7 separate regions of the Mus musculus genome follow, and regions 1, 2, 3, 4, 5 and 6 are each linked to region 7. Evidence: chromatin loops called from intact Hi-C (ENCODE). Cell type or tissue: heart. All regions are shown on one strand. Region 1 overlaps Itga2 (integrin alpha 2). Region 2 overlaps Itga1 (integrin alpha 1). Region 3 has its middle 100 kb from the start of Gm25985. Region 4 has its middle 35 kb from the start of Gm25985. Region 5 overlaps Itga1 (integrin alpha 1). Region 6 has its middle 72 kb from the start of Gm25985. Region 7 holds the start of Itga1 (integrin alpha 1).

Evidence for each region. A loop is a pair of places that touch in the nucleus more often than their neighbours do. Peaks named below come from ENCODE experiments on the same cell type or tissue, not always from the same donor. Only the 100,000 strongest peaks of a DNase experiment are listed, where the experiment ranks them.
Region 1: it touches region 7 in a loop (4-fold over the local background); 8 of 42 quality-filtered maps call a loop at or near these places.
Region 2: it touches region 7 in a loop (2.4-fold over the local background); 5 of 42 quality-filtered maps call a loop at or near these places.
Region 3: a loop joins it to region 7, with 3 times the contacts of the local background. A loop is called at or near these places in 9 of 42 quality-filtered maps.
Region 4: a loop joins it to region 7, with 2.3 times the contacts of the local background. A loop is called at or near these places in 3 of 42 quality-filtered maps.
Region 5: it touches region 7 in a loop (3-fold over the local background); 11 of 42 quality-filtered maps call a loop at or near these places.
Region 6: a loop joins it to region 7, with 4 times the contacts of the local background. A loop is called at or near these places in 3 of 42 quality-filtered maps.

Annotation. Positions count from the first base shown.
Region 1 is chr13:114,829,853-114,833,852 of GRCm38, forward strand. Itga2 (integrin alpha 2) reads right to left here. Exons shown (of 30, transcript NM_008396.3): 30 at 3,229-4,000. Among named protein-coding and RNA genes, the nearest start is that of Mocs2, 14 kb to the left of the region's middle. In heart, a CTCF peak has its summit at 1,812 (motif pointing right); no DNase peak of the experiment used is centred here.
Region 2 is chr13:115,002,179-115,006,178 of GRCm38, forward strand. Itga1 (integrin alpha 1) reads right to left here. Exons shown (of 29, transcript NM_001033228.3): 10 at 72-145. Among named protein-coding and RNA genes, the nearest start is that of Itga2, 72 kb to the left of the region's middle. In heart, a CTCF peak has its summit at 1,664; no DNase peak of the experiment used is centred here; H3K27ac peaks cover 2,800 bases.
Region 3 is chr13:115,217,526-115,221,525 of GRCm38, forward strand. No RefSeq gene overlaps it. Among named protein-coding and RNA genes, the nearest start is that of Gm25985, 100 kb to the left of the region's middle. In heart, a CTCF peak has its summit at 2,386 (motif pointing left); no DNase peak of the experiment used is centred here.
Region 4 is chr13:115,148,686-115,152,685 of GRCm38, forward strand. No RefSeq gene overlaps it. Among named protein-coding and RNA genes, the nearest start is that of Gm25985, 35 kb to the left of the region's middle. In heart, a CTCF peak has its summit at 2,484 (motif pointing left); no DNase peak of the experiment used is centred here.
Region 5 is chr13:114,985,195-114,989,194 of GRCm38, forward strand. Itga1 (integrin alpha 1) reads right to left here. Exons shown (of 29, transcript NM_001033228.3): 16 at 2,409-2,575; 17 at 936-1,072. Among named protein-coding and RNA genes, the nearest start is that of Itga2, 55 kb to the left of the region's middle. In heart, a CTCF peak has its summit at 2,126 (motif pointing right); a DNase peak (open chromatin) is centred at 2,267; H3K27ac peaks cover 408 bases.
Region 6 is chr13:115,186,543-115,190,542 of GRCm38, forward strand. No RefSeq gene overlaps it. Among named protein-coding and RNA genes, the nearest start is that of Gm25985, 72 kb to the left of the region's middle. In heart, no CTCF peak of the experiment used is centred here; no DNase peak of the experiment used is centred here; H3K27ac peaks cover 298 bases.
Region 7 is chr13:115,100,146-115,104,145 of GRCm38, forward strand. Itga1 (integrin alpha 1) reads right to left here and starts at 1,819. Exons shown (of 29, transcript NM_001033228.3): 1 at 1,326-1,819. The coding sequence starts at 1,386. In heart, CTCF peaks have their summits at 1,535 and 2,817; a DNase peak (open chromatin) is centred at 1,756; H3K4me3 peaks cover 2,432 bases; H3K27ac peaks cover 2,245 bases.

The DNA.
Region 1 (4,000 bases), 270 kb before region 7:
TCAGCCTTCTCTCAGTCTAGAACCTTCCTGATCTTCCTCCGAGCCTTGCTCTTTATGTGGGGGATCAAGGGCTTCGGGGTAGAGTCACTTCCTCTACACCTGAAAACAGATAAAGTTAGTAGACCTGTGTATATTATTAGGACTTCACAGCTGTGGCATTGATATGTTGCTTTTAATGTTCACATAAGGTACTTTTAATTTTTAAGCTACCTCTACTAGAACTGGGAATGGTAGTGCATGCCTTTAGTATTAGCATTAGAGATGATCTCAGAGTGTGAAGCCATCATAGTCTACATAGCTAGTCCCAGAACAACAGGGTTACACAGAGAAACCCTGTCTCAAAACAAAACAAAACAAAACAAAACAAAGACAAACCAATCAACAACAAACAGATTGTCCTATTCAAATGTTCTTTAAAAGGACCTTATTGAAGATCATGTTTTTAAAGAACATAGAGCAGTTAGAAATGGTTTTAAAGAATTGTTCTATCATTAAGTAGGCTTTATACAGTGTGGGACCCAGCCTGTGCTTTTAAGTCTCTGGCACGCAGATGTAGGATGTGACCTGAGACGTGCTGGAAGAACCGGAATAGAACCTCGTTGAAAGTTTGCAGGGCCCAGCACTGGAATCCAACAGATGATCCACTATTCCTTACCGTAGCAGGAGTGGCAGAGCGAACTGGTTCCTGAGAGATGAAGGGGCTGACGTCATCCTGACACGCAGTAGTTGCCAGTTTGCTCTTAAAGCAGGTAGAGGAATAGTTTTAAAAAGGAGCAGCGTCTTTTACAGATTGCTCCCTTTGGACTGTGGCTGTGGTTCTGAGGAGACTTCCCGCAGGAAACACGACCATCGTGAGCTCATGTGTATGCTCATGTGTATGCTCCAGATGCCTTGAGTGGTAGAGAATGGACAGGCTCTTGTCTGCACACGAGACAGTAGCAGATGTCCACTCATTGACGGCATCTAGAGCCTCTAGATTTTTATCCTTTGAGTAAGGTCATGCAAGGTCACAATATGGCTTCAGAATGTTTTGAGAGAAGTGGTTACAGAGCCGTCATTTGGGTCCTGGTTTTGACAGTTTGAGTGTGAATGCCTGGGCTAACAGGATGTCTGGGTGAGGCTTGAATCTCGTTTCTTTACTCCCCCTTCATAGTCCAGGCCTCGTGGATTACAGGCATCACCTAATGGCCACGCTGCCTCTGCCTCTACCACTTCCAGCCTAACACATCTTCCTAGTGAGAGCTTCTCACAGGTACTGGGACCCCAGGTCCCAGAGTTACCTCTGCGATCCAACAGAGTAGCCTTCCTCCCAGCTCCCATTCTGCTCCAGGCTTGCTGCTTTGCTGAGGCTGGTGTGGGCAGGCTACACCTACCTTTCCTAGGTTAGTCTTCCCTCTGAGATGTATGTGCCCTGCTTCTCTTTCTTCTAGTCTCTGAATGTTATCTCTAAAGAGAGCCTTCACAGACTGCCCTGCATGAAAGTGGAATCCCGTCCATCTCCTCTGTCTCATATTTGCTACGGTACCTAATGCTACCTGAAGTACTGCATGCAGTAGCTTATCACCTCCGTTAGCCTCAGCTGCACGAGGTTCACCAAGGTGCCTAACCAGTGCATGAGGTTATAGTATGTTCTCAAATACTTACCGAATGAATACTTGTGCTGTTGGCTTCACATACTGTGTCTCAAATGGAACACACTTGACATGGAAGTGGTACCACATACAGATGTGAACCAGCATCTGATTAAATTTAATTGGGCAAGCAATTCTAGACTACTGTGTGTTGTAATTAGTTGGATCATCCAACAGAGGGCAGTAGATGCAGGGCTATAATTGTGACTGACTTAAATCCTGTATTGACTTGAATCAAAAAGTTTAGTTTATTGTAGCCATTCTATAAGGCTGGAGTGGTCTTTAAGTGAGACCTAATGTCTGATCTTTAATTGCTATCTTATTAAAAAATGAAAAGTTACAATAGCACCCTATTAGGGAGAGACTGTTAAGGAATAATAATAATAATAATAGCACCCTAATAGGGAGAGACTGTTAAGGAAGTGTTTATACTTTTTAATACTAATATAGAATTAATAAATATATAAAATAATAAATAAATATATAATATATAATATGTTATATAATTATTTATATAAAATTATATAATATAATATAGAATTAATTAATTAATTATATAATATAATATAGAATTAATAATAAAAATAGTAATAATAAAATAATAATAAAAATAATAAAAAGTGTTTATAATTTTTAATACTAATATGGAATTAATTTATAATTAATTAATTTAATACTAATATAGAATTAATAAGAGGAGTCACTTACCTTTTACACATGAATAAATATAAAATTATACAGCGACCTGTCTGGGACAGATGATGGCTTTGATAAGGTTTAAATACCAGCATTGAGAAGCAGACCACCCTGACCAACTAACTGTTTGCAATTGACATCTGTTGGGACATTAATGGACATTAATGGAGTGTCACTCAGTTTATCAACCACCCTCCAGGGCAGACCCTGTGGTGGTCAACACAGTGGATTCCATGCTTTTTTGTGCTACTTTTGTTTGTTTTATTTTATTTTATTTTATTTTATTTTTGAGAGAGAGAGATAGAAAAACACAGATAAGTAGGGAGGTGAGGAGAATCTGGGAAGAGTTGAGTAAGGGGAAAGAATATCTTGAAAATACTTTGTATGCAACTTTTTAAATACCAGAAAACTAAAACCAAAACAACCTTTTTCTTCCCTCCAACATTGTATCTTAAACACAGTTTCAGTGTTTGGTTTGGTTTTGTTTGGTTCAGGTAGAAGGCCACATGAAAGAATGCCTGATACCTAATTGGGAGCTATTTTATCATTGAGAGGAGGGGCAACACCCTCAAACTTTTCCTGAATTTTGCAGCAGTCTGCCATGCACACAGTGATGGCAGTCTGTAACTGTGTCCAGCTTTAATCTGCAGTGTGCTCATTTCAGTGTGTTGAAGTTTTGAAGCACTTAAGCCCCTCCCCCACTTAATATTCAAATGTTTTAATTGTGCTTTGCAGGTTGCAGCACATCAGGTGCTTTCATTTTCTGTGAGAACAGAAACTTAGGCAGCTGACAGCTCGAGTTGCCTAGAATTAAACTTTGAATGTGTGCTGAAGCGAAAGCAGTCCCTAAGACGTACTGATATGTGTAGTGTTGCAGTAAGAACCCAAGGAGAGAGCAGCGTACTGTCAAAACACTTTTAATGATACTTAACAACAGGGTATGAAAAGGATGATTTACAGTTAAATAAAACGTTTCTGTCTGGCTCTTGGGCTTTTCTTTATGTCAATTACTACAGTTTGATTGTTTTTAAGAAGTCAGATAAATTCACTAAGTTGATACACAAGGAAATACATCCATCTTATATACTTTTGGTGGAGAGAAAAATGACAAGACACATTTAATTAAAACCAGCAAATATTACATCTTACCAGGAGTACTTATCAGTTGAGAAATAGGACAGTTTCCTCTTTAAAAAATAGACAATTCTAATACAGCTGTGCAATATATACATTTACGTCTCGGCTTCCTTTGCCAAAATCAAGTACAAACAATACAATCTATATATTTACACAATGGCTATGTCTTTATACTTTAAAGTAGTAAATATTGTACTTCCAACTTTCCCCCCATGTTTATCTTTTGCCTCTGGATGTTTTTCCTGCTGATGGCTCCGCCCTTCCTGAAAGTACATGAAGGGTGAGTCCCTTTTGTGTGTAGAGTTGTTCTCTGTGTGCATGGAGATAGATGAGGGAGCTCAGCTGAGAATCCTGCCTTCTGTTCAATGAAATCTTAGTGAGATTTTCACATGTCGGGTTCAGCTATGTATCAGGAATAATCACTGAGGTGACTAGAGTAAATTGGCCTAGTTGTCTTTATTCTTCACAGTTAAAGAGGCAAGTTTCACTGTCGTGTAAAAATAACACTGCTAACTAGAAAGGCATCTGCCCAGTTA
Region 2 (4,000 bases), 98 kb before region 7:
AAGCCTGGGCATTGCTTGGGGGAGGAAAACTTGTAGAAAAGGTATTTCTTCCTTGCACATGGTCAACATACCTGTGAATAATGAGCACTGAAGCCGGTCTGAGACATCTCCATTTCAAACGAAGCTGCTGACTGGTCAGCTGTAGCTGTACATAGTGTAAAGATATCACAGTAAGTGACTAGCCAGGTTTTTTTTAGGCTGTCATTGACCTGCCGGAACCCGGAGACTTGCCAAGCAGAACTATGGGACACATCAGAGAATTCTCAGCCATGCACTTCTCAAGCAAAACTCCTGGGCATGGCTGAGCATAAGACCAGTTAGTGAAGGGGACCTTTTCTCCCATTCTGACACATTGGCCTCCTGTCCTTGCTAAGGGAATGTTGATCTACTTGCTTGCAAGGAGTTTATTCGGTCTTAAAAATAAGTTTAAAATAACATATTATTTTAGCAAGTCAGCCTGACCATCAGTTCCATGCTGTAGCTACCTATGATTCCATGGTTCTTTGGAAAACAGAATTACTACAGTAGAAATTAACTGTCTTGCTTACTTGACCTGGGAACCCCATCAGAGCTAAATTTGATACCTTATAGACTGAAGAATCCTTCGCTCATGTATTGAAAGAGATTCTCAACTCAATAGTCCCACCTACAAACATCGGGGGCCCTGCATCCTTTCAAGGTACATGGTGTGATGATAGCCTTAAGGATTCCAGCTCACGTTGGTTCTAATGCTGTATGTGGGGCTCCTTCAGCTCAGTAGGTGACTTTCTCACATAGCCCCAGTTTGAGTCCCATCTGAATCTATACTTTTTAAAGGAACATCATATTTTTAACACCCCCCCACCCCAGTTTTGAAGCTCATGGCTGAAATACAGACAAGGAGGAACATTGATTGGAGCTGCAGGCTGCAGTCTTCTCAAAATATTTACAGACCCGAAGCCACAGCTTCCTGGGGGAACTGAGCGAATGTTGATCTACTTGCTTCCAGGGAGTGACTAGTCTATTTGGTCTTAAAAATAAGTTAAAAAAAAAAAAACATAATTTTTTTTTGGCAAAGCCAGCCTGTCAATTGTGTCAATTGAAGCATGAAAATCATTAGATTTGTGAAATTAAACAGCCTTACTATTTATTTACTGCGTATAAAGAATGTAGCTGTAGTTGAGCTTTTATAGGGCTAGAATCAAATGTGGCAATCAATCAGGAATCTGAATGTATCATTTCAATCTCTCATACAAATGTCCCTTTAAATGACTACGATGCATTTTTACCTTAAAGTTTGGTTTTGATACCTAATGATTCAAGCTATGTCCTTGCTTGTTTTTACAGGACTGATGGCAAAAAACAGAGTAGTATATATCAGCATGCCATCCCCCTCCCCCGACCCCCACCCCCACCCTCCCACCCCCCACTCCCCCACCCCTCCACCCCAGGCCGGTGCTGTGCTTTCAGTTGAGGACAGAGAAAGGAGCTACATAGCTTTCCCCAAGGTTTAAGCCAAGTTTCTTACTTTCAACCCTGACAGACAGGGTCATGGGGAGTAAAACACCCACTTTGACCCTGTTTTCAGTTAGGAGTGCGAGCCTTTCCCCCCACCCCGGAAGTCTATAAAACAGGGAAATCCATACCATTCCCTGACCTATGTAGTCCATGCCTGAGCATGCTTGACTCACTAGGTGGCATTGTGCCTCACAAGGCAGACTTTCCTAACTGCAGCTATTTACCATGTGACAAAAATAGTGACAGGAAATGGAGATTTCCCAAACAAGTTGGGGAAAAGCCTTTTCCGATCTCATTATGAAAAGAGTAAGGGCAAATGTACTCTATGTACCGCCATTTGCTGTTTGGTGCCAGCCCCAGGGAGGCTGGAGTGGCGGACCAAAGCCAGCAGATCCTTGCCTTGCAAACAAAAACAGAAACAGCAGACAACCCAGGTGGCTTTTAGCCTTGATAGTGCAGCATTAAGATGCAAAAAGGTATTTTAATCTTTGGAGAGTTTTATAGAATGATATCATATTTAGATACAGAGATGTCTTGAAGCATTTGAACATTTTATTAAGGAACTTTAATAGGGCTTTAGTTAGGTTAGAAAAAAATCTTAAAATGTCATTTCAGGCAAAATAAACTATGTCCCCTACAGTGTGACTACATCCAGCCAATTATAGGTTATTTTTGCTTCCTTACTTAGAGAATATTAAGAAATGATACTTACTGTATTTGACTAGTGTAAGTAATTACAGAAAATCCAACTCATACAAGTAACATTATACAGACCAAACAGCTTATATTTAAAAATCTTATGATGTATATGTGCACACACACGTGCACGTGCACACACACACACATTTAATAACAATTAATGAAAAAGGAGCATGAATTTGAAGGATAGCAGGGAGGGTTACATGAGAGGACCCTGAGGGCAGAAAGAAAAGGAGGAACCCTAATTATAGTCTCAAAAATGTCTAAAGGAAATATAGGGACAAAGAACGGGGCAGAGACTGAAGGAAAGGTCATCCAGAGAATGCCCTACCTAGGGATCCATCCCACATGCAGACACCAAACCCAGACACTATTGCTGATGCCAAGAAGTGCTTGCTGACTGGAGCCTAATATAGCTGTCTCCTGAGAGTCTCTGCCAGAGCCTGACCAATACAGATGTGGATGCTCACAGGCAACCATCAGACGGAGCATGGCATGCCCAATGGAGGAGTTAGGGGAAGGGCTGAAGGAGCTGAAGAGGTTTGCAACCCATAGAAAGAACAACAATATCAACCAATTAGACCCACCAGAGCACTCAGCAACTAAATCACCAACCAAAGAGTACACATGGAGGGACCCATGGCTCAAGCCGCATGTGTAGCAGAGGATGGCCTTATCTGGCATCAATGGGAGGAGAGGCCATGGCCCTTTGACAGCTTGATGCCCCAGTGTAGGAGAATGCTAGGGTGGTGAAGTGGGAGTGCGTGGGTGGGTGGGTGGGTGGGGGGAGCACCCTCATAGAAACAGGGGGAGGGGTATGGGGTAGGGGGCTTGTGGAGGACAAACTGGGAAAGGTGATAATATTTGAAATGTAAATAAATAAAATATGCAAAAAAAAAACCTTTATAGATTCTTTCTTGGCCTGTGTTATTAAAAGTTAAAAGGGCACAATGATTTGGAAGACCGTCCATATTAAATCTAGGCAAACATGGTTGCTAAATAGCATCCCAATGGCTATTGAAAGACTAAAGCCGTGTGACAGAGATGTGTGCTGAGAACGCAGGACAGCTGAGCCATTCAGACACTGCTATGACTTTAGAGTGATAAGGACTCAAGTGTTCTGTCTCTGGAGGCATTGCAGAGAAAAGGGGGCTGGAGAGCCTGGGCTCACATTCCTTATCACCCCACAAACAAACCAAGCTCACTGTGACTCAGACTTGAAAGGGCGAGTGAAGCACTTTCACTGAAAGAAAATCGAAAAAGCAGGAAGAGATGAGAACTGCACAGTGCACTGTATATAACAGCACTGTCATGAGTCGTACTGAGATGGCTTTCTTTTTATAGGCATGTACATGTGTGCGCTTGGTTGCAAAGCAAAATGTTAGTTAGCATGGGCTACTCAAGAAATACTGAAACCTCAAGTTTTCATCACTTTCTTGAACTGGAGATATAGTGAAGTTGTAGAGCAGTTGTCTGGCATATATAAAGATCTGGGTTCAGTCCTCACCACACACACACACACACACACACACACACACACACACACACACACACGCATGCATGCACGCACGCACGCACGCACGCACGCACACATGCACACACATGCATATGCATATACACAAGTATTTTTCTCTATATTTTTCTTGTTCACTGAAACTCAACATAGCCTACCCTTTTAAAAGTCAAGTCTCATCCCCATATTCTCTTTCATTTGTTATTAAAAGGCTCTGCTGGGAAATTTGAAAGAGAGCCTTTAACAGCTACAGAAGTGACACTTTGATAGTGCCCTCTTGTAGATAGTCAG
Region 3 (4,000 bases), 120 kb after region 7:
TAAAAAAACTTTTTGAGATTATAATTACAACATGTCTCCTTTCCTTTTTCATCCCTTCAAACCTACCACACACCCCTTCCAGCTCTCTTCCGAATTCATGGCCTCTGTCTTCATTAATTCGTGATTGCATGTATACAAAATTCCTAAATATAATCTGCTCAATCCAAATCATGCTCCTTGTATGTATTGTTTCAGCGCTGACCATTTGGTATCAGATAACGGGTTGATGTGCTCTCTCTTAGATAAGACTATTTCTTTCTCCCCTAACATTCCTCAGTTGCCTGAAGTTCTTTGTGTAAGGTTCAGGATTTTCCCTGCCCAGTTTGGCATGTTCACTGCTACCGTTCTTGTTTGGCTCATGTTCCTGCAGTTATGCTAATGAGACTTTATGGGTGTAGCTTCTGGAATCCCTAGGAGACACTATCTCAACATTTTTAGTGAAAGTGGAATGAGATCATTTGTCTTCTAACTTCCATCTGTGGTGCTGTAAAGCAGGTTAAAGCTGCAAATATTTCTTGTATTGCTTTTATTTCTCCCTTAGGAATTTAAGACTTTCTCAAGACAAAAATAAAAATTAAGATGGTTGGAATCATTTTAACATTTGCTTACTGAATTCCAACTTTTCCCCTAAGCATAGGTGTTGAGATCTACTTATTCCTTCAGATACTTTCTTTTTTTCTTTTCTATTGTTGTGTATCAACCCTAGAAAACTCTGGGTTTCATTATGCTATATTCATTTTTTATATAAGATTCTTTGACTGTCTTCACATCTCTACATCTTCTGTCTTTATTTTCCTCCTCATTCTTGCTGTTTCTGGATCTCTTCCTATTTTTTCATGTCCTATGTTAATATCCTATTTTTAATGTGATGCTTGTTTTTCTGCAACAAACCTATTTTTTAAAACATGAATGTCTCCAATTTTATCCATTTTCCCATAACTGACATTGTTTCTTATCTGAAAAATATATGTTATGAGTTTTTAATCTATTTACCTGTTCATGAGTACTTGATCTGATTCTACCACTAGCCTGTAATAACCAATGCTGATGTTAACTTGATAAATTTATTATATGCTGACTTTGGTGCCTTTGGGTACTGATGTAGGAGAGATATCGTTAGAGCATATGGTACTTATATATTTTAAGAATTATTGTACTTATTCATGCAGTTACTACAAAATTCCTCATATTGAGGACATATTTTGGGTCATTACACTTTAGATTCAGTACTTTTTACTATTAACCTATTAAAAAGTATTAACTATCCTTCCTTTGCATTTTTTTCCACTAACAAAGGATTGACTTCCAATTTTACCCTCTTTGCTATCACTCTGTAATTATATAATTACACATAGGTATATCTTATGGCACTTCCCTTTATGTGTCTGTGTACTCCCCTAGTGTGACCTACATTTTCTCCTTTGTCTTTTATGGGGAGTCTAATGGGATATTTAGCATTTGTCAGAATGTAACATACTTGATACTAGGGTTCTGCCTGAAATTCTGGTGTAAAGAAAAGAAGGTATTTTTTTGGAGGGGGTGAGAAACGCCCTTGGCCCTGGCATTCTTCATAGACTTCTCCCCGAGTCTGGGCTGTCAGTCTCACTATCACAGAAGAAGGCTTATCTGTTTTCTCAGACTTCTGCTCTTAGGCAGACATACAAAGGAATGCCAGCAAGCATCCAGGGACGGGCTTCCTGAGACACGTTTATAGCTCGACTCTGAGAAGTCTCATCCGCAGCTATTAAGATTAGGCATCTTACTTTCTTTAAATATATTTCATTACTGCATTTTGAGTGCATCTACTAGTTAATAAAACAGAATACAATATTCTCTTCCTTTTTATGTTCACTTCGTAATCCAGCTACAAATCTTAATGATTTATTCACAATAATAAGAGCAGGGAATTATTGAGAAACTCATATTTACATATATGCATATGTATCACTTCAATCTCCAAAGATTTGAACAGTTTTAATATTAATTACTGTCATTAATTTATAAAAACAAAGCTTGTTTGGAAATTTATATACTTCTATACGCTAGTCCTTGATTATTGACTATAAATAAACATAAATTTGTGTATGATATTCTTTTATTAATTGTGATATTTTGGTTTGGGGATTTAGCAAATGAGGCAACTAAGAAAAGTCAAATATGGCTGTAATTTTAGTTCCACACATTCAGTGCCCCTCATTAACAAGAGAATATCTGATTCCCTTACCACCATTTTTGCCTTACATTTTAAAAGTTGTTTTTCCTAAGAAAAACACATATTTAATTTTATATTTTTCCTGTACTACAGCATGATCATATTTCCAACATGTTTCCTGAGTTGCTTAATAGGTTTTAGAAGGAGTTAAAATTAAGTCATTCTGCTACCTTGTGGCTACAACTTGAAATAACAAATAGTCTGTTTAAGATTTAAGACTTTAAGCTTGGCTGTTAAGATAAGAAAACAAAATCAATACCTGCAAGGAACACTTGATCTAAGTAGAATCCTCAGTCGTTATCAATTTTATCTTCCTTTCTACCCAGGGAGACACCGAGAAGATGCCACTTATGCTGTAGGGTGACTGGGGATGGATTTAGGGCAGATAGCAGAGATGTGACAGAGGAATTAATGATTCCTTAGAGACACTAAGGAATTGAAGTTCCTGGTAATTTTTCTCTCAGAAAGTCAGATTCTGGTAAATCAGAACAAATGTTTTCTTTCTTTCTTTCTTTCTTTCTTTCTTTCTTTCTTTCTTTCTTTCTTTCTTTCTTTCTTTCTTTCTTTCTTTCTTTCTTCCTTCCTTCCTTCCTTCCTTCCTCTCCCTCTCTCTCCCTCTCTCTCTCTCTCTCTCTCTCTCTCTCTCTCTCTCTCTTTCTTTCTTTCTTTTGGGTATTTATTTCATTTACATTTCCAATGCTATCCCAAAAGTCCCCCACACGCTTCCCCACCTTCTAATCGACGACACAATGCATCTACACATACGAAAAATCCTCTGTTCCTTTTCATTCAAGCTAAAGTTATATCAGCCTTTAGATTAGACCAGAGCCACAGTGTCATGAAGGTTTTCCAGGGTCGATTTTATTTTAGTTTTGGCAGAAAACCCTGTTAGAAAAGGAGAGGTAGGCTTCTTGAACTACAGCCTTCAGCATTTTCTGAGGCTGCTGTTCTTCTTACCCGAGTCCCTGCACTTTGAGTCTATTTACGGGTTAGCTTCCATGTTGAGTGTGAGAAACTAGAGGGATCATTTCCCTACCTCTACTCTTTCCCGGGCTGAATGGGACTTGAAAAGAGGAGGAAGCCGTTTCTCATTATTACTTAGATCTTAAGGCAACGACTCAGTCTTCATCTTGTGAAACAATTAGCTTGCATTTATAATCTTCATCACTTCCTTTAACTCTGCAACTTGATGTCTTGGTTGTGAGCCTTGACTTTAATAAATGATCCAGCTCTCGAGTCCAACTCTCCTAGCAAGACACTTTACGTCTTGGGTTGCCAAAGATGCCTTTATAGTTAAGAAAAAAATCTTTTATTTTGTGCAATATTAACAGCAAAGTGGATACTTCAAGCATTTATGCTTTTTTTTAGATGAAATGATCACCCTCCATTTCTTATATGATTGTATTTGATCAGTGTTGTTTATGTGGATGCTTTAATCATTGAACCTTTATTCACTGAAGTTCTTTATAATCTAATCTACAAAATAGACACACATCTGTTCAGTTCTACCACCACCTTTTAAAAAACATCTTTGTCTTTGCAAAGCCCTCTATTTCCTCTGGCAGATGCTGAAAGTATTAATGGTGGCCAAGAGGCTTCTGTCTCTTAATGAGTAGCAGGTGTGGTAAGAAAGCCTTATTATTTATCACTTCCTCAACAGGACACTGTTCTATGCTTGTAAGACATTTACGCTCTTCTCCATCAATGCTGTCTTTATTTCCTATGGAGTATCTCTGTGTCTAAAATGAATGTTACACTTCACACTAAACCTTGACATTCACCACCTCA
Region 4 (4,000 bases), 49 kb after region 7:
AAATGTGGGAGGTAAGTTTCAGGGGTTTCCTGAAAATTGTGAAGTTTGTTTACTTCCCTAACCTTATAAATCTCGCTTAGTTCCTGATTCTTAAAGAGTCAAACTTCTCTCCCTAGAATGGGATTTCTCAATCCAGATAAAATAGCTGCACAATATAGAGGTCTCCTTCGTAATTTAGGCTGCATCCTTACAGTTGTGCACAGTGGTATCTCAAGGTTTCCTGGTAAGATATATGATATCTTTATTTTATATTATCAGGCTTCAAGGCTCTTTGTAATCTTTGTGCAAGACTTGATGTTCTGTGGTCCATTTTCTCCTGGATATTTGTGTTTCTAAAACCTGTACATGTGTTTGGTGCTACCAAATTCTATTATCTGGGTTACAGTTGCATCCACTTCTGTGCAAGTTCCTTGGAGAGTTTGTTGTTGTTGTTGTTGCCTTTTATTTTAGCAGAGAATTCCCAGGGCACTATTCTAAGTTATTTGGTTCTATCCTTTTCAACTACATTTGAAGAAGCGTTTGATAGGCCTTGCCCTCCTTGCACCTTCCCTATGATTCCAGTGAAGAACCCAGACTTGTTAATAGAGCTACTTTCTGTTACTATTGCAGATGTTTTGGCAGCAAAAGTTGTCTATATCTTGAACTATTTTTGTTTTTTGTTTTTCTACGTGTCTTGTTTCTGTTTCTCACTGCAGACTCAGATGACAAAAGTGTACAGAAACCATGACACAGCTTGGATGTCTTAGATTTTCTTCACCAAAGATGTTAGTCCATTGATTTGAATTCATCTTCACTCAAGTTCTTAGGTCCTGGGAAGAATATAACTATATTCCTTGCCAGAACATAACACAAACCATCTCTAGACTATATCCCATTTGAATTCTTGTCTATAAGCAGTGTCTCTGTTGTTCATAAGTTTCTTGACTTGCTGATCTTCCAGAATGCCCTAAAACCTTTGCTATGGCACTTGGGGCTTTTCTAGTCTGTGATTCCTAACTACTTCACATTCCTTTTGTGAACTGGTATCAAAGGTTTATGAACCTTTATCCAATTTATCATAGCAACAGCTCCACTCCTTCACACTGGTTTTCTATATTAATTACCATATTTGATAACTGTGATCAAATACTTGACAAGAAGCAACTTAAGTGGGGAAGGGCTTGTTTTATCCTACATTCTAAGCAAGGATAGAATCCGTTGTCTTGGGACAGGCATGGCAGTCAGAATATGAGGTGTCTGGTAACATTGCACTCACAGTTACAAATCAGAGCGAGAACAGGAACGTGGTACTACACTAAGAAATGTCCCAACCCAATGTCCCCTTTCTCTATCAAGCGTCAATTAAAGGCCCATTTCCAGATTGGGACCGTGTGACCCAAACACTATTTTATAGGGGATAGATATTTCAACATTAAAACCACAATCACTAAATAGACTATTTCCTCTTTTGACTTGTTAAATTTATTGCTTATTCAGTATTTACAATAGCTGCTCTCATTATGACATTTTTCACAGAGTTTAGATCACTGGCATCCACATAAATGCCAAGTACAGCGAGGATATAGCTGTAAACCAGCACCAGGGAGGCAGAGGCAGGGAGATCCTTAGAAGTCACTGGCGAGCCAGCTCCCCTGAATCTGTGAGTTCCATGTCCTATGAAATGCTCTATTTAAAAAGCAAAACAACAACAACAACAAAAAAAAAAAGGCACAGAGTGACTGAAAATTTACCAAGCATCAACACCAGATGGCCACAGACACATAATCACATAATCACATGCACTTACATGCACACGCGCTCACACACATGGATACATGCACACACATGTATGTTACACTCACTCATACACATGCACACTCAAGGACTCATATTATTTTCTGATAATAAGCCTAGTAATGAGAATCAGACCTATCTGGTTATCAACCACTGAACTTTATGTATGTTAGAATATCAAATAAGCAACCAGTATTCTGAATTCACAAGCTCCACTCCGGGCACTCTAACTGAATGAAAAAAAAAATATCACCTTGAATATATTTTACTCTATTTCCCTTTCTTACTTGTTTGACATGGCTTTGCTCTGGTTTTAGCTTCTAAGAATGTGAATATTTGGCACATCTCCCAGTTACATTTGGCCTTTTGCAAGTTGAGTGTTCCTCAGAACTTCCTTCCTCTCCACCCATGCCAATTAATCCAGCAATAGTTTACTAAGTAATATGTCTGTAGTCTCCTATGTTTTGTTCAACAGCTACTTTTAGGGCATCTATGATAGCCAGACCCCATTCTATTCCCTGGAAATTATAGAAGTGAACAAGATGGTATTTCCTTTAATGAACCTTCTGGGGCTGGAGAGATGGCTCAGTGGTTCAGAGTACTGACCGCTCTTCTGGAGTTCTTGAGTTCAATTCCCAGAAACCACGTGGTGGCTCACAACCATCTGTAATGGGATCTGATGCCCTCTTCTGGTGTGTCTGAAGACAGTTACTATTGTATACTCATAAAAGTAAATAAACCTTTGAAGAACCTTCTGGTGTTGAGGTCTATAAAAAGTAAAACTTCAACTCTGTTGGCCTACTTATATATCACTTGCTTCCAGAATAATATCTCAACTATTTCAGTAACCTAAGATTCCCTTTTTATATTTAATTTTTGTTGTTGTTATTGTTGACATGTGTGTATGCATGTGAGACCTGTGGTGTATGAGTGTTAGAGTATGTATGCAAGTTCTATGTGTGCATGTGGAAATGCTTGTGAAGGTCAAAGGACAAACTTCCAGTGCTGGTCTTCAACTCTTCACTTGAGACCAGGTCTCTCTGAAACTGCATAGGTCAAGCTAGCTGGACTAGAGATATCCATCTAGTTGTCTGAAGCAGCCTATCACATCTTGGTGGGTAGCAATGGGATTTTAGATGTTGGGCTGGTTTATGGGTTCTGAGGATCTGAACCCAGGATGTCAGGATTCTGTGGCAAGTGCTTTTTAGCTATTAAGCTAAGCCTTCCCAGAAATTCTCTTGTTTTTAACCAAGTGAGACATTTAAAAGTTAAAAAGGCTGGAAGTTTCCTGTTAAACACCGGCAGTTTCTTCTTCCCTATCTAGCTCAGTTCCAGTTCCATGTCCAAGGGTGTGGTGTTCAACTTTTGCAGTTTTTCCCATTATCTCCTTAATATTTATAAATAATATTTTAAAGTAATATTTTGTTTCCATTACTGTTTATTATTAACTTTTAAATTATATACACTTATGAAATTCAGTATGCTATTATCATACAGATGTATAATATTCACAGATGGAAGCTAAATCCTTACTGTCAACTCTTGTCTGGTTCTTATCCTCCAGACATCACTAGCCTACTTTCAGTTCAACATTTTTTTAAGCTTCTTAAAAAAATGAAAGCCAACATGACAGCCTACAAGTGGTGCTTGCTCTTGCGTATCTAGCTTATTTTATTTAATGTAATATTTTATAGTTCCATCTGTTTTGCCACATTGCAGGATTTCTCATATATATGTTTGTTCATCTGTTGATGGTTACCTATATATCTTGATCAGTTATTTGAGTAGGACTAAAATAGATAGCTTGTTGGTATTCTTCTCGTTTCTTTTGGAGATATGCCCAGAAATAGAGTCTCTGGACCATACAGTAGGCTCACATTTAGTATGTTGAGGACCCTCCATTACATTCTTCATAATGACTGTACTAATTCACATCACTGCCAACAGTTCCCTTTTCTCCAGCTCTTTGATGTCATTTTTCTACAATTGTCATTCTGTAATACCACAGCACAGCATCTCCCTATAGTTCCACTTTGCATTTCTGTACTGCTAATACCATTTAACTCTTTTGCCATATAGCTGGAAACTTGTATTTCCTCTTTTGAGAACTATCTACTCAGATTATTACCATTGTTTTCTTGCTAAGTGTATTTAGTTCCATATATATTCTTGGTAATAGCCTTTTGTCAGATGAATTTTGGCAAATGTATTCCCATATTCTGCAGGG
Region 5 (4,000 bases), 110 kb before region 7:
ACAACACTTGTCACTGCTGTCATAGTCACCGGATGCTATGACTCTGTTGTGGCATCCCTCTGCTGCTGTGGCATACTGGAACATTCTCGTCGTGAACCTAACCTGACATCACCTTTCAGCCAGCCCTTGCTTCACTGAAGTGGTATACCATGTTTGACAGGTATACCTGTTTGACAAGGGTTATAGGGAAAGTGGAGGCACTAGACTATGACAGGGCACTCTCTCGAGCTCCAAAGAGGGACCTGATATTTCCCCTGCCTGGATATACCACCTGAGCTATGTGGCAAAAACGTTGATTCTCTTGAGACCTGGTGCCAATCATCAGTTTCCAATACTTCTGGGAAAGTGGCTCACTTTAAGAAGAGCAAACTCTTCAGATGAGTACTTTACTCATGTATATCTAAATCTACGGAATTTTCCAGTGCATAATAATATGGAAACGATGGGAATGTGATTAGTATTTTCCATTTCAGTAAGAACCATAATCTGTCATGTCAAAAACAATGCTGTGAACTGCCTCAGTAACCCTATGACAATTTTTATTTTATTCTGATCCTCTGAGACTAAATGAATTCTCCCCCCTCCCCCAGTAGTACAGAACCCAGGGACGCAGGGATACAAACTGTATCCCATTCAGCTCCAGACAAAATGTTCAAATAGCCAATATAAGGCAAAGAGATCTTGTAACATTTGAAACTAGGCGATTTCTTTTGTCATTGGTCCTTGGACAGAGCGGACATGCTGACCTTGTACACATGGCTGCAGTCACCATCAGCAGCCTGCAGCCAGATGTGTCTGATGCTCATCAAATTCTATACAAGTCCTAACTCGTCAGTTCTCAGTTCTTAATAACCAAAGAGAAGGAGTGACTTCCCATGAGTGCACGCAACACTCGCACGTTGGAGAAAGGCAGCTGTAACACAGGATTTACTTGCCAACATGTAGAAGGAGTGCCTGATGCATTCGGATTCTCGAACGGTGAGGTTTCTTTGAATCCTCCTTTCCTGAGTTCCAGAAAAAAAGCTCCGTGATATCTGCCTCAGCGAATCAAGGGTGACACGGTACTGCAGATCTACAAAGAGGAAAGGAAAACTGATAGACACTCACCTGATCTACTGTGTTGAACTAGCGAGCAAAAGTTCGAGCAAGTGAATCAGTAGGAGATCCTACACAAAGAAGACCTACATTGCTACGATAAAGAGATAGAAGCTCTCATGGGCATAACCTCAAGGGAGTCTATAGAATGGCTCTCAGACTTGACCATGCACTGAACATTTACGTTATAATTATGTGTAATATATGTATGCACACACACACTCACATAGGCATACATGTGAACTCTGATTTATTAACTAAGTCTTCATTTACTCAATTTCTGTTTTAAATAATTTTTATAGTTTAGAGATACTGGAAAACTGCCTGGAATACTGATTGACTTCAAATAAATTTCAATAGAAAAGAAAATAAACAATGACCATTTTTTTTACCATCTTGTAGAAATGCGTCAATTAGATTATGACCAAAACACTAGGAAAGTCCATAAAATAAGCAAGCCACAGTAAAGAATGTGAGTGAGTCCTTTTTCTTTATAAGAGGACAACAAATCTCCTTTATGTGCTTTATTAAAAAATATAAAATAGTGTTGCATATGAAAGCCTAAGTCTTTATGGCTATCTCTGCATTTCATTTGCCTTTGAGTCAAAAGACTATCAGAGAGGCACAACCAGAGAAACTTAAGACAGTTTAATCTTAAAGATTAGTGAGTTTCCTTATTGCCTTTGTATTTTGTTTGTGGAGTAAACCACAATTCTGTAGCCAATGGCCCTCACAGTTTGACCCCAATGTATTTCAACATCAATGAAGACTGTCTTAGAAAGCTCAGAACACCAGGCAGAGGGGACACACAGGTTGACACAATACATCCAGCGTCCCCCCCCCCCCGCCTCCGCCACCAAACTATAACCCCCCATATGTGGCTAAAAATAGAAGTCTGATCTCAGTGGGAAAAGAACAATGGGATCAGGGCTGGGGCTGGGGAGGTGGTGGGGCAGGGAGGGGTATTTGTCATTTGAAATCATCAGGTCATCTATAATACCAGCCTTTCCCAGGAGGGGGCAGTAGAAGGGAAATGATTCTTTTTTAAATGCTATCTGTGAGTGTTTATAAACATATGGGGAAGCACAGGAAAACATGGAATTTTGAGGTCATTGTGTTCAGATATCTCTTTTCTGCTGCGGAGTTGACTAGGCTCCCACTATTGTTCCTCCTGGAGCAGGAGTGGTTTCAAGGGTGGACGCACTCACTGGGCAAATGTCATGAGCAGTTTATTATGCTTGGGAGAGGCCATCATCCTGGAGCCAATGAAGTCTCCGCTGCCCCAAAGTGCACGCGACAACCATAATGCTTACCAGCCTCGTAAACTGAGTCTTCTTTAGACTTCAATTTCACATGAAAACACATTGTAGCATTTATGCATACTGTTTCTTTGCCCTCCACACGGCAGTTTTTCTTTTGAATATTCACTTTGTTGGGTTCAAAATTCATGGTCACTTTAACTACAGCCACATCTCTGGCCCTGCAAACACATAAACAGTGAGATGACTCGCACATTGTTGCATTTAACTTGCTAGGGTAATGTGGGTGCATCAGAGGACACTCTGCTTTGTATATTATATGTGCTTTCACGACTATTGTTCTGCAATGATTGTTTGACTGAGAAAAGATTTTATCTCCTGTCCTCGGAGACCCCTGCTGTTTAGAGCCATCTCAGATGTTTAGTTCAAAGACAGAAGACTTTGTACCAAGTGGCCGGGTGTGAGCTCGGAATCAAAATGGTATTTGGGGGATCTGTGAGTTAGTTTCCAATGAGGAAATGGTTCAAAGGCATCTAGAAAACTAGTTGTCCCTCCAGCACCTCCCCCCCCCCCCCCCCGGCTTTCCCTAAAACTCTAACACTTCTCTGTTCTCTGTTCTGTGACACGGCCTTGCTTTTGTTTCTTGGGAGAAGAATGATGTTTGAAACACTGAGAGTGTGTGCTGTTTCACGTAACTTCCAAGTTACTTTAAAACTCCAGGAAGAAAACAGTCATGTTTTCAATTATGTACTGTCTCAAGTAGCATGATCAAACCTTTAATGTTCCCGTCGTCTGCCTAGGGTGTGAATCATCTACTGTCTGAAGTGTCCAGCTTTACAGTTTAATACAACATCATTGTTGTATTTATTTTTTTTTTTTACATTTCTGTTTTTTTTCCCCCACTCCTTGTGTGTACGCATATGCACGCAGAGAGCAGCGGTTGATGTTAGGATCTTCCTTCATCGATCTCAGTTGCTCTGTGTCTGAAGACAGTCTTTCTTTGGATGGAGAGGTCACTGATTCAGCTAGGCTGCTTGGCCTGTGAACAGAGGGCTTCTTGTTCGCCCACCTCTCCTGCCCCGGGTACCAGGTGCATGCTGTCATGCCTTCTTTAACGTGGGCGGTGTGACTGAGAATCCCTGAAAAGAAGCTGTACCTGCAGAGGCTGTCTGACTGACGGGAGCTGCTCTGGTGTGGAAAAGCTGCCAACCTACAAGTCCACAGCCCGATTACCTTAACTTGGCCTAGTTTTAGCTCAACTCTGCTACACAGCTCATGTTCTGTAACTAAAAGACAAAACCCTTTCAGGAATCTATTAACTAAGAAGTCCGGTAGCTTCAAGCCGACCTAAAAGCTAAGAATGTCCTCAGATGATATCTGAGGCCTACAGGGGAGACTCTCCACTTTGCTGTAATTGCCAGTCTGAGATACCTGGATTTATGACTTTGTTCTCTTACTGTAAAATTCCACAAAACTGCTTCCACATGGAAACCCACTCTGTTAGGGAAGAGTTAAATGACTTGAATTCCCAAGACTCATATTTGCTTCAAAATAAACCAAAATAAGTCTTTAACTCCTCTGAAGTGAGAGCTTTTTCTTTCGTTGACAGTGGAAGGAATCCACACTTGGGCCCTCATGTGGTGGTG
Region 6 (4,000 bases), 86 kb after region 7:
AAACCCTTTGTCTGCCATCTTGCTGTTTGAGAGACTTGATTTGGTTGCTTATATGAATCTAAGCCTTCTGTGGTTACCTCCCACTTAACAGTCCACATGAGCACAGAGAGGAGAATGGTCAGAGTAAAGAACACATGGTGGAGCCAAATCCATCTTCGCTGCCTGCATTGTGAGCAACTAAATTTTTTCTTTAGCACATTTTTCTAAATCCTTGCAATGAGATGGTGACAGGTTGAAAATATTTCTCTTCCATAGAAATTGTAGAAAATAATTGACCAGAATGTTCCCTGAGAGGAGATGATTTTCCCTGAAATAGGAGATCCTAGTTGCATGGCACCTAACATTTGGCTGAGTTCTAAGAAGCCCTTGACCCACATTTAGTGTGATTCTGCCACTGAAAATGTATGTGACAAAAATACTTCTATATGTTATGCTCTGAAATGCTAGAGAGCGCGAATATTTGACAAACGCCAGACTTTATGATGAGAAGTTTTATATTAAACTTTCTTAAGGCTTATGAATTCGTGGTAAAAATCTAAATGTGAGAAAGTTGTATTTGCTCAAAAATGTTATAGCTCTATCTGGTTCTGTGGAGTGTGTTGCATATTTTTCTAGTATCTTATCTGTATTCCTTTGTACCTTGGCTGAAAGAAAAAAAATGTGGATTTTTTTCAACAGAAAAGAGGTGTATTTTTATCTTTTCTAGTGTATAATCAAATGGGAAGTATAAAATGAGGACAACATTTAAAACTAGCACCTGGCTTCTTATGTTGGGCTTGGCTACATAATCAGGCAATAATAATCTGAGCTATGCCTAGTATCAGAGCTTGTTCCATGGTGTGCTGTTGGGTGCAAAAGCATTGCTGTGGTTTTAGTCCAGGATACAGCATGGTGATTTAGTCCCACAGCATGGTGATTCCTGTGCATCCTAGGCTGCCAGCGCTGTTGCCTGAAAGGTCATCTCTTCCCTAACATGTCTTCCCAGATAGCTCCTTCCTCCAGAGCAGGGCAGTATGCCAGGAGCAACCTTGACCAGCAATGGCTACCCCTTCCTCTGATTGCACTAAGTTTGTGTTGCTCCACCTTTGTGATGGCTGATGATAAGAGTCTTCCGTCTTCCACAGGCACAGCTGAAATATCTGCTTAGTCAAGCAAGAGTACGAATAAATATACTTATGTGTTGGGTAGCAACTATGGATATGACCCATAGCCATACCATGTGATTAGCTTGAATAACATGTAGATTAGAACTTTTTTATTCTTAGCAAAACTCCTTACTGCATCGACCTTAGAAACTGTTCGCTCTCTGGGACACAATTCTGTTAGCTTCTTACAGCACTTTGAAAATACTACTATTAGAAAGTACAACCTTGCTGGGCAGTGGTGGCGCACGCCTTTAATCCCAGCACTTGGGAGGCAGAGACAGGCAGATTTTTCTGAGTTCAAGACCAGCCTCGTCTAGAGAGTGAGTTCCAGGACAGCCAGAGCTATACAGAGAAACCCTGTCTTGAATAAATAAATAAATAAATAAATAAATAAATAAATACCTCTTAGGGCTTTTTTTTTTTTAAGGAATCGAATCAGGCTTATTTGTCTTTTAGGAGGGGCTTGTGAACAATTCAGACCTCTAAAAACACAAACATGGAGCTAGAAATAACTGAAGGGAGGGAATTCTCATGGGGTTTCAGATACTTCCTGCTCTGGCTTGGCCATAAATAACATGAAAGAATCATGCCTCTGGTATTTGAGCATTTCCATGCTCAGCTGTGAAGATAATTGGAAGTGCAGAGGTGTGAGAAAAATGTCTTTTCCACAGTGACCATGAGCTGCCGTGACTCTCATTCATACCTGAATTTTGTTTCACTAAGAGCTTCCTGTTTAGATTCTGGTTTGTTGCTTTCTTGGTGCTAATGTATGGAGATTTAGCTTACTTTAGTTGGCACGAGTCGTGTATGAACACAGAGACAAGGTTCAGTCAAGCTTTGCTTGCTCCTTTGTATTAGTTTAAAAGAAAATAGCATACAAGGCAAAGTTTTGTAGCAGGATTCTCATAAATTCTTTGTTTTTATTGATTTTTTATGTTCCTGTGCCCTCCCATGTCCCTCTTTCCTGCCCTTTGGCTTTCTTCCTCCCCATCCCCATCCTCCAGTTGTCTCTCTTTGGCTTTCCAATTTTAATACGTGTTTATCATGTGATACTGATAGTCTACAGAATGCTGACAGTGGATTCACAAAACTCCCAGCTAGAGGAGCCTATGTATGTCACTGAATTCCACCATTATTACAGGTCTAACGTATGACTCTAAATTGGTGAATTCCTGGTTGTGATCCTAGTCTGGACAAGACTGACAGATCTTACATTCCAGTGAAGACTACTCTGCCTATAGCTGAGTTCCCATATGGCTCTATAATTAGAAACTGGACGTTCTAGTGACTAAATGAGCTTCTTTTGACCAAAGCATACTTTTGAGTTGATGTCCAAGTGCATGTGCTCTTAGTCTACATCACTGAGCTTGTATAAAAGCTATTCATAGCCATGAAAGGTACCTGGTACAGTGAGTTGTCACCATTAGAACCATCCTTTCTCTGTGTAGGCATTTTTCTGTCACCTAAGTTTTTATCCTACAGAGAGTGCTATGAAGGACACCTCTTTTAATTGTGCTGACAGAATTACCAGGTAAGATTTATGCTATTAAGGATAAGGCCACTTGTATCCAGTCATTTTATGCACTAAGGGCTAAGTGATATGTATGGTGAACTCAGCCAGACAGCGGAGAGCCCAGAGGAAAGCAGGTCTCTTATTTATCAGATAGCATGAGCCATCTTAGGAGGGAGGCTTTGTCCCTGAGAAATCTTTATATCAAAAATTAAATATCTGCCTTCCCACATTCCTTCTGTATTGCTTTTCCTTTCATTGAAAATAGATTTATTCATTTTTTTTCACAAAATATATCCTGAGTACAGTTTCTCTCTCTTTATTCCTCTTAGTTCCTCCCACTTCCCCTCCAGTGCAGATCTATCCCTTAGTGCCTCTCCTTAGAAAACAAATAGGCTTCTAAGGGATAATAATAAAATAAGGTAAAATAAAATAAAATATAACAAAAGAAGGAAAAGACACAAGAAGCACAGACCCATTCAAGATTCCCATAAGAACACTAAAAAGGAAGATCATATCCTCTAATCATTTACAAAAGAAAACCAGCCAAATATTTTTTCAAAAATATCCTCTGGGACTGTTGCCTACATAAAACATCATTGGTGGTATTTATGTGGGAGAAAGACCTTTTCTTTCCTTTATCCCTAGCAGAAAGGAGTTCATTTGCAAACTCTGAACAAAAACAAATGCCTTTGGGGCAAGAAGAGCTGAAGGAAGTTATGTCAATAACACATTCTTTTGTTGTTTTCAATATGCCCTTAAAAAATTCACTTTAGAACTCCCAAAGACTAAACCACCAACCAAAGAGTATACATGGAGGGACCCATGGCTCCAGCCTCATATGTAGCAGAGGACGGCTTTATCTGGAATCAATGAGAGGGGAGGCCATTGGTCTTGTGAAATCCCATTGCCCCAGTGTATCGGGAATGCTAGGGTGGAAAGGCAGGAGTGGGAACACCCTCATAGAAGCAGGAGGGAGGGGGATGGGATAGGAGGTTTTCGGAGGGGAGATTGTACAAGGATAAGATTTGAAATGTATATAAATAAAATAACCAATAAAATTTATTTTAGTTTATTCTGTGGTAGCTTAATTCAGAAAAGTCCCATTGATTTTGATCGGTGCCTCTCTCTCCACCTTAATTTCGCTCAGCACCTTGTTATGCCTTAAACTGTCTTGTGGCTCACCATTTATCATTATTATCCTTGCATTTCTAGAGCTGAGCTGTCTGATACAATGTGTCACGTATATCTGTGAATGCCTCACGCTATAGTTGCCAGGGCCTTTCTAAATAGAGTATTAACCTATAATTATAGGAGATCAAATGTGTAGATAGAAACAGGGCTC
Region 7 (4,000 bases):
TACTTTAGAAAAACCTGCCGATCGGCCTCTTTTAACTCTCATCTTGGATTCAGCAAAGCATGTCATACCAATGTATATGTGAAACTGTAGCTTTCTCATCCCCACCCCTCCTTTTAGAGAATATGGAAGTTTCGTTTGCACACTGACTGAATGGTTGGTAAAATGGGGAGGAAAAAAAAAAAAGATACAGCTTGAGTAATTAGTAAACAATTCCGATTTTGCAAAACATCAAGATACAATCTCTGAAAGTTAGGGTTGGAAGGGACTCACAAGCCAAGCTTGCATCAAGGGTCAATGCAGGAGCCGGTAGGTTAAAACCACTCCTTGGCCTAGAATGCTGTTTAGAAGTCACCACTGTTTGGATTCCTGGGCATTTCCTGAAGAGTGGGAAATGTTGGGATGAAAGCCCGTAGCTCGTTAACTGCCCACACCACTTTACTATGACAGAGGATGGGCTTATTAAAACTCCATTTGGAAGTGAATGTAAGGGTTCTCAGTGCTTAGCCGTCCACTGCAGGGTTAACTGGCCCTATGTAATAGTCCAATGTGAAATTAACTAGTTAGGCACGCCAACAGTGAAAACAATCAGGCAATTGAATATCATGTCCTGTTAAAGAAAGCTACTAATTGAAGAACTAAAGAAGTGATAAACTGTGCTTAAATCCTTTCACTTGGACACCAGCTCAGTTTCCCTCCCCAACTGGTAACTACAATAAAGGCTGTGAGCTTAGCTACTGTTAGGGAAATCGGAAATGTCCCCACATTTCTCTCAGTTGAATAGAACACTGCAGTATCTTTTAAGAAGGTACTGCACCTTCTTAAGAAACGCATTTGTATTTGAAAGACAGCACTGCGACATTTGGGTGCTAAACATTCAATTTCAAAATGTTCCGCCTCTTAGGAGCTAACGTAGAAACGTCATATTGGGACAAGAAGTAGATTTGTCTGGCATGCCTGTCTTTCCTTGTTCTTTGGCAGAGAAGGTCCTAAGTATTAAAAAGGAAGAAAATGCTATCAAGTTCACTTCTGAGCAACCCTAGGGCAGGAACTTTGCACACTAATCAGACGCCTCCGGTTACTCTCTCCCTTGCAATAATTCAAATGCCTAAAACACAACGCACAACTTAAAAACAACTTTAATTAGAAATGCCAGATGTACTTGGAAAGTTCTCAGCACCTCCTCCCTCACGCGGGCGCTACCTTCAGTCCTTTGAACTGACAGCTGTACCTGAGGTCCCCTCTGGTTTGCCCTTCTGCTATGTGTGTCACCCCTCACCAAAGCCCCAAGCCCCACCAGAGATGCTCAGGAAAGCAGGGTCGCTCACCGGTGAGAAGCCAGATGCAGGCTACAGTGACCTCTAGGCTAGCAGGACGCCTGGGGACCATTGCTGGAGTGGCTGCTGGAACCAGCGACGTACTGGTTCGTGGGCAGGAGCTGGCAGGAACAGGCAGAAGCCAGGCGCCGGCGACTTGCGCTCTGGGTCACTCGGTGCGGTCTCCGCGGGTGTCCGGCAGCGGCCCCAGCGGCTGCAGCGCCCTGGAGCGGTGGAAGAGTAATTTCCTGTGTTTTGGTCGAATGCTGCTAAGCCCGCTCCACGCTTCTCAGATCCCAGATGGATTGCCACATCTCCCGCCCCTTTGCGCTCAAGTCTCTGAAATCTCACTGGCAGCCACCCAGGCTCTGTCCGAGACATGGACAAATAAAGCCAACTTCGCGGGACCGTGTTTAGGCTAAAGTCCACAGGCAGCAGCAAAGCAAACCTTAAAGGGACATCTGCCTTTCACTGAGAGGGCGATCTTGCTTCACGAACCAAATCCCAAAGGTGGTTGGAAGGCGGGGCTGGACATTCAGGAGGGTGTCGCCAGTCTAGTAGCCCCGCCTTCGCACCCCAGGACTTCTCCCGGATCTGGGTAGAAAGGGTACTTTCAAAGTGCCCGGGCTTTTACTCCTTGCTGGGAGGCTGCTTTCCTGTGTCCAGCTGCGCAGAATGGATCAGACTCGCAAGGAAGTTAGCCCTTTTATGCTAGCGGACTCAGGAACTTGGCCTTGGAGCCTTCTCGCCTCCAGGCATCCTGGCCACCGGCAAGCTTCTCGGAGGGCTTTCCTTTAAGTTACAGAGAGCTTGCCTCTTTTAGAAGACTCCTGATTAAAGGCAGTTGTAGATAAAGGGTTTTGATGGGGAAATCACAGTAAGACAGCCAGGAAAAAGGGAGAAACTAGACTGGGGGTGGGGAAGGAAGAGTTAGGGAAAGGGGGTGGGGAGGAAGGCAGTCTCCCTTGAAATGGAATGTGGACTATTTTGTCTAAGCTAAATTAGGATGTTTGAACGTTGAGAACTTGCTCTAATAGAAGCCAAGGTATTGTTTTAGGTTTTGTTTAGTTTTCTCCTTCTCCTTCTCCTTCTCCTTCTCCTTCTCCTTCTCCTTCTCCTTCTCCTTCTCCTTCTCCTTCTCCTTCTCCTTCTCCTTCTCCTTCTCCTTCTCCTTCTCCTTCTCCTTCTCCTTCTCCTTCTCCTTCTCCTTCTCCTTCTCCTTCTCCTCCTCCTCCTCCTCCTCCTCCTCCTCCTCCTCCTCCTCCTCCTCCTCCCCCTTCTCCTCCTTCTCCTCCTGGCTTCCTGTGCCTGGTCACTCATGATCCCTTCTAGCTTCAACAAATATGTGTCATTTTCAAGTGGCTTAGCACTTTTGAGAATTTCAAAGAAGAGGAAGGAATGGATGAGTGGGGTTTGTGGTTAGAGCCCCTTGCAGAAATCAGTCCAAGTTAGCAAATACTGGGACATCCCTGTCCAGAGCAGGACAAAGTAGGAGAAGGGTGCCACCCAAAGGAGGACCCACTGTCTAGACTACAAGGCAGGGAGCATAGATAGGGACTGGGAGTGGGGAGGGCTGAAGAAGCACACAGGTATCACTAAGTAAACTGCCAAATAGAGAAATACAGAAGCGACAAGGGGAAAGGACAAATGTTAAAGAAGTCTGGTGGCACACGCCTTTAATCCCTGCACTTGGGAGGCAGAGGCAGGCGGATTTCTGAGTTCGAGGCCAGCCTGGTCTACAAAGTGAGTTCAAGGACAGCCAGAGCTATAGAGCTATATAGAGAAACCCTGTCTCAAAAAAACAAGAAGAAGAAGGAGGAGGAGGAGGAGGAGGAAGGAGGAGGAGGAGGAGGAGGAGGAGGAGGAGGAGGAGGAGGAGGAGGAGGAGAAGGAGAAGGAGAAGGAGAAGGAGAAGGAGAAGAAGAAGAAGAAGAAGAAGAAGAAGAAGAAGAAGAAGAAGAAGAAGAAGAAGAAGAAGAAGAAGAAGAAGAAGAAGAAGAAGACGTCTGAATGTCAAGAATAGGGTGAGCTATTCGGGCGTGGTGGCATATGCCTGTTATCCCACCACTGGACAACCTGAGGAAGGAAGGCTTCAGATTCAAGAGGCGCTTGGGCCCCAGAGTGAGACCATGTCTCAAAATAGACAACACACACACACATGAGAGAGAGAGAGAGAGAGAGAGAGAGAGAGAGAGAGAGAGAGAGAGAACAAACAAAACGGTGAGGAGGACTCTGAGGTCACAGGGTACCTAACCGAATTACCACAACCATTAGTCCATTAGCAAAGAATTCCCTTTCTGTGGTGGTTTGAATATCCTTGGCCCACGGGAAGTGGCACTTTTAGGAGGTGTGGCCTTGCTGGAATAGGTGTGACCTTTTTGTAGGAAGTGTGTCACTGTATGTCACTGGTGGTGACCTTTGAGGTTTCTAAAGCCCCTTTCCCACTTAGCTCCCTCTGCCTTGTGATTGGGGCAGTTGAAAGCTCTCAGCTACTGCTCCAACATCACTCCTGCCTGCCTGCTGCATGAACCCTGCCTTTATGGGCAAGAACTCTAACCCACTGAAACTGTAAGCCTCAGTAAACCCATTCTTCTGTAAATCACATTGGTTCAGGTGTTTTATCACAGCAGTAGAAATATAACTAATACAGTTGATAATTCTGGTGAATAGTCTTAAAGAGAAACACA